Linked DNA regions of Homo sapiens: region 1 is linked to region 2. The links are chromatin contacts, found by Hi-C or POLR2A ChIA-PET in ENCODE. All regions are on one chromosome and are shown on one strand. Each heading gives the region's core, a stretch centred on a gene start or an enhancer-like site at or near the end of the contact. The rest is flanking DNA. Distances are from core to core; before and after follow the strand shown.

The links. Hi-C counts contacts between places; a loop is a spot of excess contacts on that map. ChIA-PET counts read pairs that join two places held with the same protein, here RNA polymerase II (POLR2A). Pooled maps may share reads with other maps.
Region 1: POLR2A ChIA-PET joins it to region 2 with 24 read pairs in WTC11. The contact joins the promoter of FKBP11 here to the enhancer-like site in region 2. A Hi-C loop is called at or near these places in 10 of 168 maps with a recorded cell type or tissue (CD8-positive, alpha-beta T cell, Caco-2, HepG2 and 6 more) and 16 of 50 pooled maps. POLR2A ChIA-PET finds 5 or more read pairs at or near these places in 16 of 52 experiments (BJ, Caco-2, GM12878 and 12 more).

Annotation. Positions count from the first base shown.
Region 1 is chr12:48,922,245-48,927,072 of GRCh38, forward strand. It overlaps FKBP11 (FKBP prolyl isomerase 11), which reads right to left and starts at 3,248. Exons shown (of 6, transcript NM_016594.3): 1 at 3,056-3,248; 2 at 2,802-2,867; 3 at 2,317-2,404; 4 at 1,979-2,012; 5 at 1,538-1,608. The coding sequence starts at 3,184. RefSeq lists enhancers at 2,194-2,253, 3,514-3,613.
Region 2 is chr12:48,881,223-48,886,178 of GRCh38, forward strand. No RefSeq gene overlaps it. Among named protein-coding and RNA genes, the nearest start is that of RND1, 18 kb to the left of the region's middle. Within about 2 kb of position 1,314, at least 8 of the 41 ENCODE cell types and tissues checked have a DNase peak (open chromatin) inside an H3K27ac peak, as active enhancers do; they include endothelial cell of umbilical vein, where a contact is called at or near this core.

The DNA.
Region 1 (4,828 bases), core at 1,998-4,497, 43 kb after region 2:
TATCCAGGGCTCAGAATCTGAATGAAAATAGGGAGCGTAGGCCACAGCAAAGCCAACAACTATGAAGCTGACAAGATTTAAATGTGGGCTTGAATTCCTTTAGACAAGAGTAGAGGAGGATTTACGAGCAGAGTCCAGTGATAATCATGTTGACCCCAACTACACATGTGGCTTGGGTCCAGTGACAAGTCTTTGAATGCAGGAAAACTTTCTGTGAATATGAAATGTACAGGCTCTTCTCCATTTGTAAGTGGGAGAACCCTCTATACTAACTACTAATTTATCGTATTTCCAAATAACCACACGGATAGAGTCTTTGCAGGGCTGAAATTAAATGGATTTAAACTAGACTTTAAAAAATCAACCAACCAATGAGCACATTCAACGTGATTATGAGATAACAGGAGTTTCAACATAAGAGCTGAAGAGGAAGAAGGATGAGGATGCTGCTTAAGAAGTAAAGGGGCAGGTGGAACAGAAATGAGTGGGCAGAAGAGGTACAAATAAGCAGCACTGGGAATGGGGAGGTAATAGGGCTTTGGGTAAAAGTTTCTCCTTGGTCCCCCTACCCTCCTTCCAGGCCTTCCTCTAAGCTGGAACTAGGATAAGAATTAACGAGCCCAGCCAGGCGCGGTGGCTCATGCCTGTAATCCCCGCACTTTGGGAAGCCAAGGCAGGCGGATCACCTGAGGTTGGGAGTTTGAGACCAGCCTGGCCAACATGGAGAAGCCCCATCTCTACTAAAAGTATAAAATTAGCCGGTCGTGGTGGCGCATGCCTGTAATCCCAGCTACTCGGGAGGCTGAGACAGGAGAATTGCTTGAACCCGGGTGGCGGAGGTTGTGGTGAGTGAAGATTGCACTATTGCACTCCAGCCTGGGCAACAAGAGTGAAACTCCATCTCAAAAAAAAAAAAAGAATTACGAGCCCAATACTCTGTGGAGTACAACACATTTTAGCTAATAGAACATTTGTTAGAACTGAAAGCAAAAGATATGCATCTTGGGAAATCTGTCCATCTCAACCCTTCAAAAATAGACATCGGCAGTGACCAATGATGGCTTTTAAAGTTATGGGGCAGACTTGGCTTTAACAGTTGCTTTTTGTTTTGTTTTGAATCACTTGACTGTGATTATTTTTACTGTCTCTTCCCTGATGGAGGCTGAAAGGAAGGGGTGGGGGGTGGCTGTACAGCTGACACAGCGTAGAGTTGTAGAAAAGGGCAGGAAAGAAGTCCAGTGTTCTGGGAAAGGTGGTGGCACAGGCAGCAGACCCATGTGGCCCAAGCAGGTCTCTTCCCTAACAAGTTACTGGCTGCTGGAGGTCATGCCAGGTGGCCTCATCAGGTTGTCTTTAGTCCCTGTTGGTGATATGAGGAGGAAAAAGGTGGCCCTGTAGATGGAGGCCCCAGCCACTCCTATCTGTCTAAACAAACTTGGTCTGGATCTTCTCAAGCATCAAACAAAGTATATAGCTCCTTATAGCTCTTAGGGACTGGGTATTTTGATGGCCTGAGAGAGAGTCCTAGTCAGATTACCTGGGACAGATGGTGGAAATCCCCGTTTTCCATAGGCCAAGTGAGAAGGAATGATTGCCCTTCGCTTCTCTCTGAGGGAAGGAATGTCAGTCACAGCCAGAGGCAGGAGAGGTAGGCCAGCAGCCTCAGTCCAGCTGAAGCTCCTTCAGCAAAACCCCCTGAATCTTCACACCCAAAACACGAATTTTTCCACCTGAACACCAAACAGGCTGGCCAGCAAAGGTGTCCATCTCCCCATGTGCCTCAACTCCCCCGACAAAAGCAACAGCGCAAGAGGCACAGAGGCTTTGAATGCCCTCAGAGGTCCCACTGACCTGGACCTGTCCAGTGGGAAGCAGGGTCCTTTATTCCACATTCTCCTGCTTAAGGAGTGAGGATGGCCGAGAAAGCCTCTACCCATGCAAAGGGGGTACCCAGGCCCACCCCTGCCGAGATACTCACCCCACACACATGTCGAGAAGACTCTGCTCCAGACCTTGAAGAAGAAGACACAACTGAACTGGAAGCTATCCACCTTCCCCAAATCCCATGACATGAAGATCAAAGTCTTCCTCCTCCATCCTCAATTGACCTTTCCCTCACTTCTTAAATCTCTGGCTTCCAATAGGATATGGGACAAGTGGAGTACTAGAAGTGAGGTTTGAACCTCAGGAGGTAACTCGTAGAGCCCTAGGGTCTTACTCATTTCAGGGGGGATTTCCAGGGCAGCTTTGGAGCCGAAGAGGCTAAGAAAGGGCTTAGGTTGGGAAGAGGTGGAATGGGAGGCACAGGTCACATACCTGGAATCACCTGCTTTTGGCCAAGTTCTATAACCAGAGGGTCTCTGGTCAGGGAGGTGTCAATAATACGTCCATCTACCAAGCTTCCCTGGGGGGAGAGAGCATCAAGAGCATACATCTAGCACCCTCTCCCTCCCAGCAGGCGCGCAACACACACCTGGACCGCTGGGCGGCGGCAGCCCCCTTAGTGCGGCAGCCTAGCGTTCCCCTTACCGCTGTAAGGAACAGGAAGCCCCAGAAGGCTGGCGCTTCTCGGAGATCTCTCCACCCTGCACTTCTCCGTGCCAGGTAGGAACTGGCAGAAAAGCAAGGAGGGAAAAGAGGCACGGAAGAGCAACGTCTCTCCCCTCGCCACGTGCTCGACGACCCCAGAGCCCCGAGTTTCTTCTCCCGAACCGCTTGCCACGTGTCCAAGCCAAAGCTGACGTGTTTCAGCAGGGCGCCGCCCCCTCCCAGGCCCCGCCCCGGCCCCCCAGACCCCTCACCGTGTAGTGTATGTGAAGCGTGTCTCCAAAAGCAGCGGGCTCGGCACATGGTTCTGGGGGCTCCACCTACGATCGGACTACAGGGGTCACGGATGCTCTTCCAAAGATCCCGTTCTCGCCCCTAGACCCGGCACCACCCCCAACTCAGTTCCCGCACTTCCTCTCCTCCCGGCTCCCAGGTTCGCTGAGACCCCAGTATTACCACCCAACAAGGCTCGGCCCACGGGGGCTGAGGGTCGGGACTATCTCCTCACCAGGGTCTCCACTTGGAGGGTCCGGACGGGACTTTCGGTTTCGAGCCCAGCCTCAGCCCGGCACACCGCCGCACTGAGCAGCAGCAGCAGCAGCAGATGGAGCGGGAGGAGTGAGGGGCGCAGGGTCATGACTGGGCGCGGGGCAGGGAGCCGGGGCACCAGGACAGGCTGTTCGGGTGGCGGCAGCCAGGACAGCGTTCCCGCGGCGCCCAGGCCAGACTGGACGGGACGGGGCGGGTCGCGATGCTAGAGCTCCTCCTCCTGCAGCCCTTCCTCCACCTTGTCCCCACCTCCGAAAGGGAGGAGGCCGAGGGGCGCCCTCTGTACCCTCCAAGATCCGGAGGGCGCAGGTTCTGACGCATCCGTTAGACGTTCTGTCCTATAACGTGGGTCGGGCCAAACAATAGCACCCATTTACGATTACCTACTGTGTGTCAGGAGCTAGTCTCTAATCCTCAAAACCACCCTGAAAGGTCGGCATGATTGTTTCCATTTTACAGATAAGGCACAGGGTGCTCAGGATGTGCCCAAGGTCATCAGGCTAGGTGGTGACAGAGACAGGATTCAAACCCAGGACTGCCTGAGTCCAACGTGGTTGCTGTCTGTTCTTCCAAGTCGTCTCCTTGTGGCTATCCTGGCAGTGTCTGGCTGGCAGACCCCACCCAGGCAGTTCTCATTCCTCTCCGACCTCCAGCTACTTCAGCTTGAATTTCTGGAGGTTATAGATCCAAGTATCCGAAATAAGGCAGGGGGCTGTCCTATCCCTGTCCTTTGAAAAGCTAGCTGAAAAGAGCAAGGAGCTGTTATCCTGTAAGAACAGGGTAAATCCCTGATCTTTTCCTCTGGTGCTACTATTTCCTTTCTCCTTTCATCAACAAACTTCTCAAAGGGCAGCACACGTAATCCATTTATGTAAAGACTTCACTTTTTTTTTTTTTTTTTTTTTTGAGATGGAGTCTCGCTCTGTGGCCCAGGCTGGAGTGCAGTGGTGCCATCTCCACTCACTGCAACCTCCGCCTCCCAGGTTCAAGCGATTCTCCTGCCTCAGCCTCCCAAGTAGCTGGGATTACACCCGCCACCACGCCCGGCTAATTTTTGTATTTTTAGTAGATAAGGGGTTTCACCATGTTGGCCAGGCTGGTCTCAAACTCCTGATGTCAGGTGATCCGCCTGCCTCGGTCTCTCAAAGTGCTAGGATTACAGGCGTGAGCCACCAGATTTCTTTTTTTTTTTTTTTTTTTGAGGGGGAGGAGTTTTGCTCCTGTTGCCCAGGCTGGAGTGCAATGGCGCGATCTTGGCTCACCGCAACCTCTGCTCCCGAGTAGCTGGGACTACAGGCATGCGCCACCATGCCCAGCTGATTTTGAATTTTTAGTAAAGACAGGGTTTCTCCATGTCTGTCAGGCTGGTCTCGAATTCCCAACCTCAAGTGATCCACCCACCTCGGCCTTCCAAAGTGCTGGGATTACAGGTATGAGCCACCACGCCCAGCCCACTTTTTAAAAGTTTTTGTTGTTGTTGTTTGTTGAGACGGAGTTTCACTCTTGTCGCCCAGGCTGGAGTGCAATGGCACGATCTTGGCTCACTGCAACCTCCACCTCCCGGGTTCAAGCGATTCTTTTCTCTCAGCCTCCCGAGTAGCTGGGATTATAGGCACCCACCACCACGCCTGGCTAATTTTTGTATTTTTAGTAGAGATGGGGTTTCGCCATGTTGGCCAGACTGCTCTCAAACTGCTGACCTCGTGATCCGCCAGCCTCAGCATCCCGAAGT
Region 2 (4,956 bases), core at 64-2,563:
CAGTCACAACCCATGGTCATAAGATGTTTATGGCTAAGGAAGCAGCTTAATAATGCCTGCAAGGACAAACTCTATCACAACAGAATGTCTAGATACGCTGAGACTGGATAACAATTATGCTTGTAAGATAGTCATGGTTATGCTTTTATGTACTTATGCCCTAAAAAAGTAACAATAATAAGGATAGTTTTCTTTAAATCAACAGAATAACACAATTTGCCATGCTATCAGCCCACCCATATGTAGACATAGCTTAGTTTTTACATAGATAAGGCCCATATATAAGAAGAGCTGGCTGGGCATGATGCCTCATGCCTGTAATCCCAGCACTTTGGGAGGCTGAGGCAGGCGGATCACTTGAGGTCAGGGATTCGAGACCAGCCTGGCCAACATGGTGAAACCCCATCTCTACTAAAAATACAAAAAGAATTAGCTGGGCGTGATGGTGCACACTTGTAATCCCAGCTACGTGGGAGGTTGAGGCAGGAGAATCACTTGAACCCGGGAGGCGGAGGTTGCAGTGAGCAGAGATCATGCCACTGCACTCAGCCTGGGTGACAAGAGTGAAACTCAGTCTCAAAAAAAAAAAAAAAAAAAAGAAGAGTCGGCACATTCCTCCTCTTATTGCTTTCTAAGGATGCCCTTACTCTGTAACTGAGTAGCTTTCAATCAACTATCTCTTCTCACTGCGCCCTATGGCTTGCCTTGAATTCCTTCCTGCACGAGATCCAAGAATCCTTTCTTGGGGTTTGGATGAGGACCCGTTTTTCTGGCAACAACTTCACAGCTCGTTTGAATCAGGGTGCTACTGCAGTGGGACAAGCCAGAACCGCAGGGATAGACTTGCCTTTTCTGAAACAAGGGGAAAATGTCACAGTGGGAAAGGAGGAGGGATTTCTAGAAGGGAAACAAGATGAAAAGGATAAGGAACCCAGAGACTCAGAATTGTGTCACAATCTGCATATATCAGTCCAGCCTGGGTGGGAATATACTCAGTACTGAGGGGACAGGAGAGACAGAGAGATGGGAGGAGGGTGGGATAAGTCTGGGAATTCTCAACAGAAGGTAAGGATGTGTGCTGGGGGGTGGGAGTCTGGGAACAGGAGACAGGGTTGAAGAAAGGTCAGGGGAAGAAGTGGCCCCACCCCCATGCCTGCGGAGAACCGAAAGATCAGGAAGGTGCTAGCGTGTGAAATGTGTTTATTTTTTCCAAAGGCTAAAAATACAGTGAAAAGGAAACACACACACAAACTAACCTAACCAGAAATGGGGAAAAGTGGTCACGGCGACGGCTGAGAAATCTGAGACAAGAATTTCAGGAACTGGGATAACTCAGTGACCTGAGCTCGGAAATTCCACCCCATGACGAGTCTCTGGAGAGCGACTGCTTCCCATCAGCGTCTGGAGCACTTTCCAGCAGCCTGAGGTGGAGCAGAGAGGGAATAAGAGAAGGAGCCAGGAGGAGGTGAATGCCCCCTATTGAGAGGGCAGACCTGTTACCTTCAGGGAAGGTGGGTATAGGATGGATAAGGCGAGGACCCTCTATTTAGCCCACTCTCAGAGTAATCATAACTGTCTTAACAACCTCTTACTAAGATGCCAACAGTCTTGTGAAGTAGTATCATCCCCACTTTATAGATGAAGACACAGAGACACAGAGAGGTTAAACAATTTGACTGAGGTCTCACAGCCAGCAAATGGCAGTGCTAGGAACCTTTCTGAGATCACAGAGCCCTTTCCTGGGGATCTAATGAAAGCTATGTACCCAGTACCTAGGAAAAAGCCTTATAATGAATTTATACATATTACATTCAATTTCAGGGAGTTCAAAGAGCCCTGAAGCCCATTCCACGGCAAAGAAATTGGACAGTATGCCAGTGTTGAATGATCTCCCACCCTTATCCCTGACCCCACAGTCCAGTAAACAAAGCGACAGTGCATATAGGGGAGGGGTGGCTTACAGCAATTGCACACCATCCCTTCCTTGAAACCTCTACTGGCCTGGGACCTGGGTTTTGCCCTAGCTGATCTGAGAGGCCTCCCCAGCCTGCTCTGGCATGAGGTGGTGATCGGGGTGGCAGCTGGGAGGGGGTAGGCTGGGAAAGCCATAACAGACTTTGTGGGGAAGCCGGAATTATGCTATACTGGAGGACAACACTTCTTCCTCACCCCCTCAGGGTATCCTTTTTCGGGTTGAGATTTGGAACTGCCCAGCCTGGAAAATGAAGGCCTCCTCCCTTAATTAAATGCCCAGGGGTTGCTATGGTAACCAGAGCTTCCAAATCCTGGCCAGACAATAGGGAGAGGAGCTGTCTCCAGCCTAGACGAGTGAAGCTTCAGGGGCCTTGCTGGGGACAGGAATGGGGCCAGAGGGTGAGAAAAAAGGGGGTGCCAAATGAGAAGATCAGCCTCCTCTCTCCCTGGAGCTGTGGGAATGGGCCTGTCAGAGCCAAGGGGTCTGAGACAGGGGCAACCCTCCTGGAAAGGGGAGGCGATGGGGGCGGGTAGCTGGAGCCAGGCACTGCCCAGAACCAAACACCTCCTTTGTTCCCAGAGGAGAAAGCCAGCCAAGTTGGTAAACAAAGGGAAGAGGCCAGAGGGCAGACAGCTAAGTGATAAGGCCTGGGACCGCAGAGAGCTGAGTAATGGAGCCCCAGAGACGAGGGGAATCTCCATGGTCCCACTAACAAGCAGGACACGCGGCAGGCCTGCATACCTTGCCACACTGACACACACAGTCACAGTGATCACACAGGACACACAGGTGTTCCTACAGAAACACTGATCTTTGAGGACACTTGGATCCCCTGCTCCTTTGTCCCCGGCCTCTCCTCCGGAGCCCATTAGTCTCCCTCCTTTGGAATGTTTATGGAAGGCAGAGGGCAGTCCTCACTTTCATGAGCGTGGGCTCCCACAGGTGGGAGAGCTGCACGCAGGTTCAGGGACGTCAGGTCATGGATCCTGTTACTTCACTTTGAGAGGAGAGACCCTCGTTTGGAAAACATCACAACACAGATCATTCACTTACGTGCCAGGTACTGTGCTGAATGCAATACAGTCTCTAGCTTAATGCCCCCTACAACTCTGTGAGGTAAAAAATGACTGTCCTCTTTTACTAGAGAGAGGAATCTGAGGGGAACTTAGGTAAATCAGGCACGCACTCACAGCCGGTAAGTGGAAGAGCTGGGATTAAACCCAGGTTTGTCTGAATCTTCCCATTTTTCCTACATTTGCTTCAAAAACTTCTTGGAAACTTTTCTGAGCGAGCCCACTCTGTTCTCTCCCTTCCCTCTCCCACTCGGTGTTACCTAAATACTTCTCTAGAAGCAGTTCCCAATTTGCAAGCTGGTTATTTAAAGGGTTTATATATAACTTGGTTGTTTGGAACCCAAACACATTTTTCCCAGAGACAAAATGTTAAATGGGCCGGGCGCGGTGGCTCACGCCTGTAATCCCAGCACTTTGGGAGGTCAAGGTGGACGGATCACGAGGTCAGGAGTTCGAGACCAGCCTGGCCAACATGGTGAAACCCCGTCTGTACTAAAAACACAAAAAAGTAGTCTGGAGTGGTGGCACGCACCTGTAATATCAGTTACTCGGGAGACTGAGGCAAGAGAATCGCTTTAACTTAGGAGGCGGAGGTTGCAGTGAGCAGAGATGGCACCATTGCATTACAGCCTGGGCGAGAGAGCAAGACTCCATCTAAAAAAAGTTAAATGGGTCCAGAAAGGCCACTTGACCCAGAATTAGCTGACAATGCTACATCTAGTTCAGGATTAGCCTGGGGACCCAACCATCAGTAATAATAGTGTTTTCTGGGAAATATATCTGGTTACAAAGTGAGAAAGAAACAGCATTCTTTTCTCACTTTCTCCGCCCTCATCCTGCCACATCTGTATTGCATTTACTGGAGTGCCTGGGGGAATGAGAATGGATGGCAAATCTGGTGCTGACCAAAGGGAGTTTCTTGAGAAGGGTAGAGAAGAAGGGTAGAGGCCGGGCGTGGTGGTTCACGCCTGTAATCCCAGTACTTTGGGAGGCCAAGGCAGGCGGATCACCTGAGGTCAGGAGTTTGAGACCAGCCTGACCAACATGGTTAAACCCCGTCTCTACTAAAAATACAAAAATTATCCAGGCTTGGTGGCGGGCACCTGTAGTCGCAGCTACTCGAGAGGCTGAGATAGGAGAATTGCTTGAACCCGACAGGCGGAGGTTGCAGTGAGCCGAGATCATGCCACTGCACTCCAGCCTGGGTGACAGAGCGAGATTCCATCTCAAAAAGAAAAAGAAAAAGAAAAAGAAAATAAAAAAGAAAGAGAAGAAAGGTTGAGAAGGGAGTTTCTTGAGAAGGGCAGAGAAGGGAGTACCTTGAGAAGGGAAGGAAAGGGTTGAGAATCCAAGCCTTCCTAAGCTGGAAGAACTGTTGAGATGGCACAGTGAAAGCTGAGGGCAGAGGGAGAGGCCAGCAGGACAGCTGTCTGTGCCTGTTTCAAGGACACAGGTCCAGAGGGCCAGTCTAGGAATGAGGGGTGACAGGTGGTCAGAGTTTTCTTCAATAAGAAGAACTTTCTAACTATTAAATCTCTCCAAAAGCAAATGGGCCTCTTGGTGAAGTAGTGAGTTCTCTGCTGCTGGGAATATTCAAGGAGAAGGTAAATAGCCTATTGAACATATGGTGAAAGGAAAGAAGCATTGGACAAATAGACTTCTAAGATTTCTCTAAATTTATAAACCCATTTAGCAAAATGTTATATAGTATCTACATGTGCCCAGCACTATGCCAGAAACAAAGTTTATAGCAGGGGTTCTTGCCCTCATAGAGCTTATAGTCTAATGGGAGAGTCAAGCATTGAATAAACACAACTGATATATTTTTATTTTTATGTACTTATTTTTTAGTGACAGGGGTCTTGGCTATGTTCCCCAGTCTAGTTTCAAACTTCTGGCCTCAAGCAA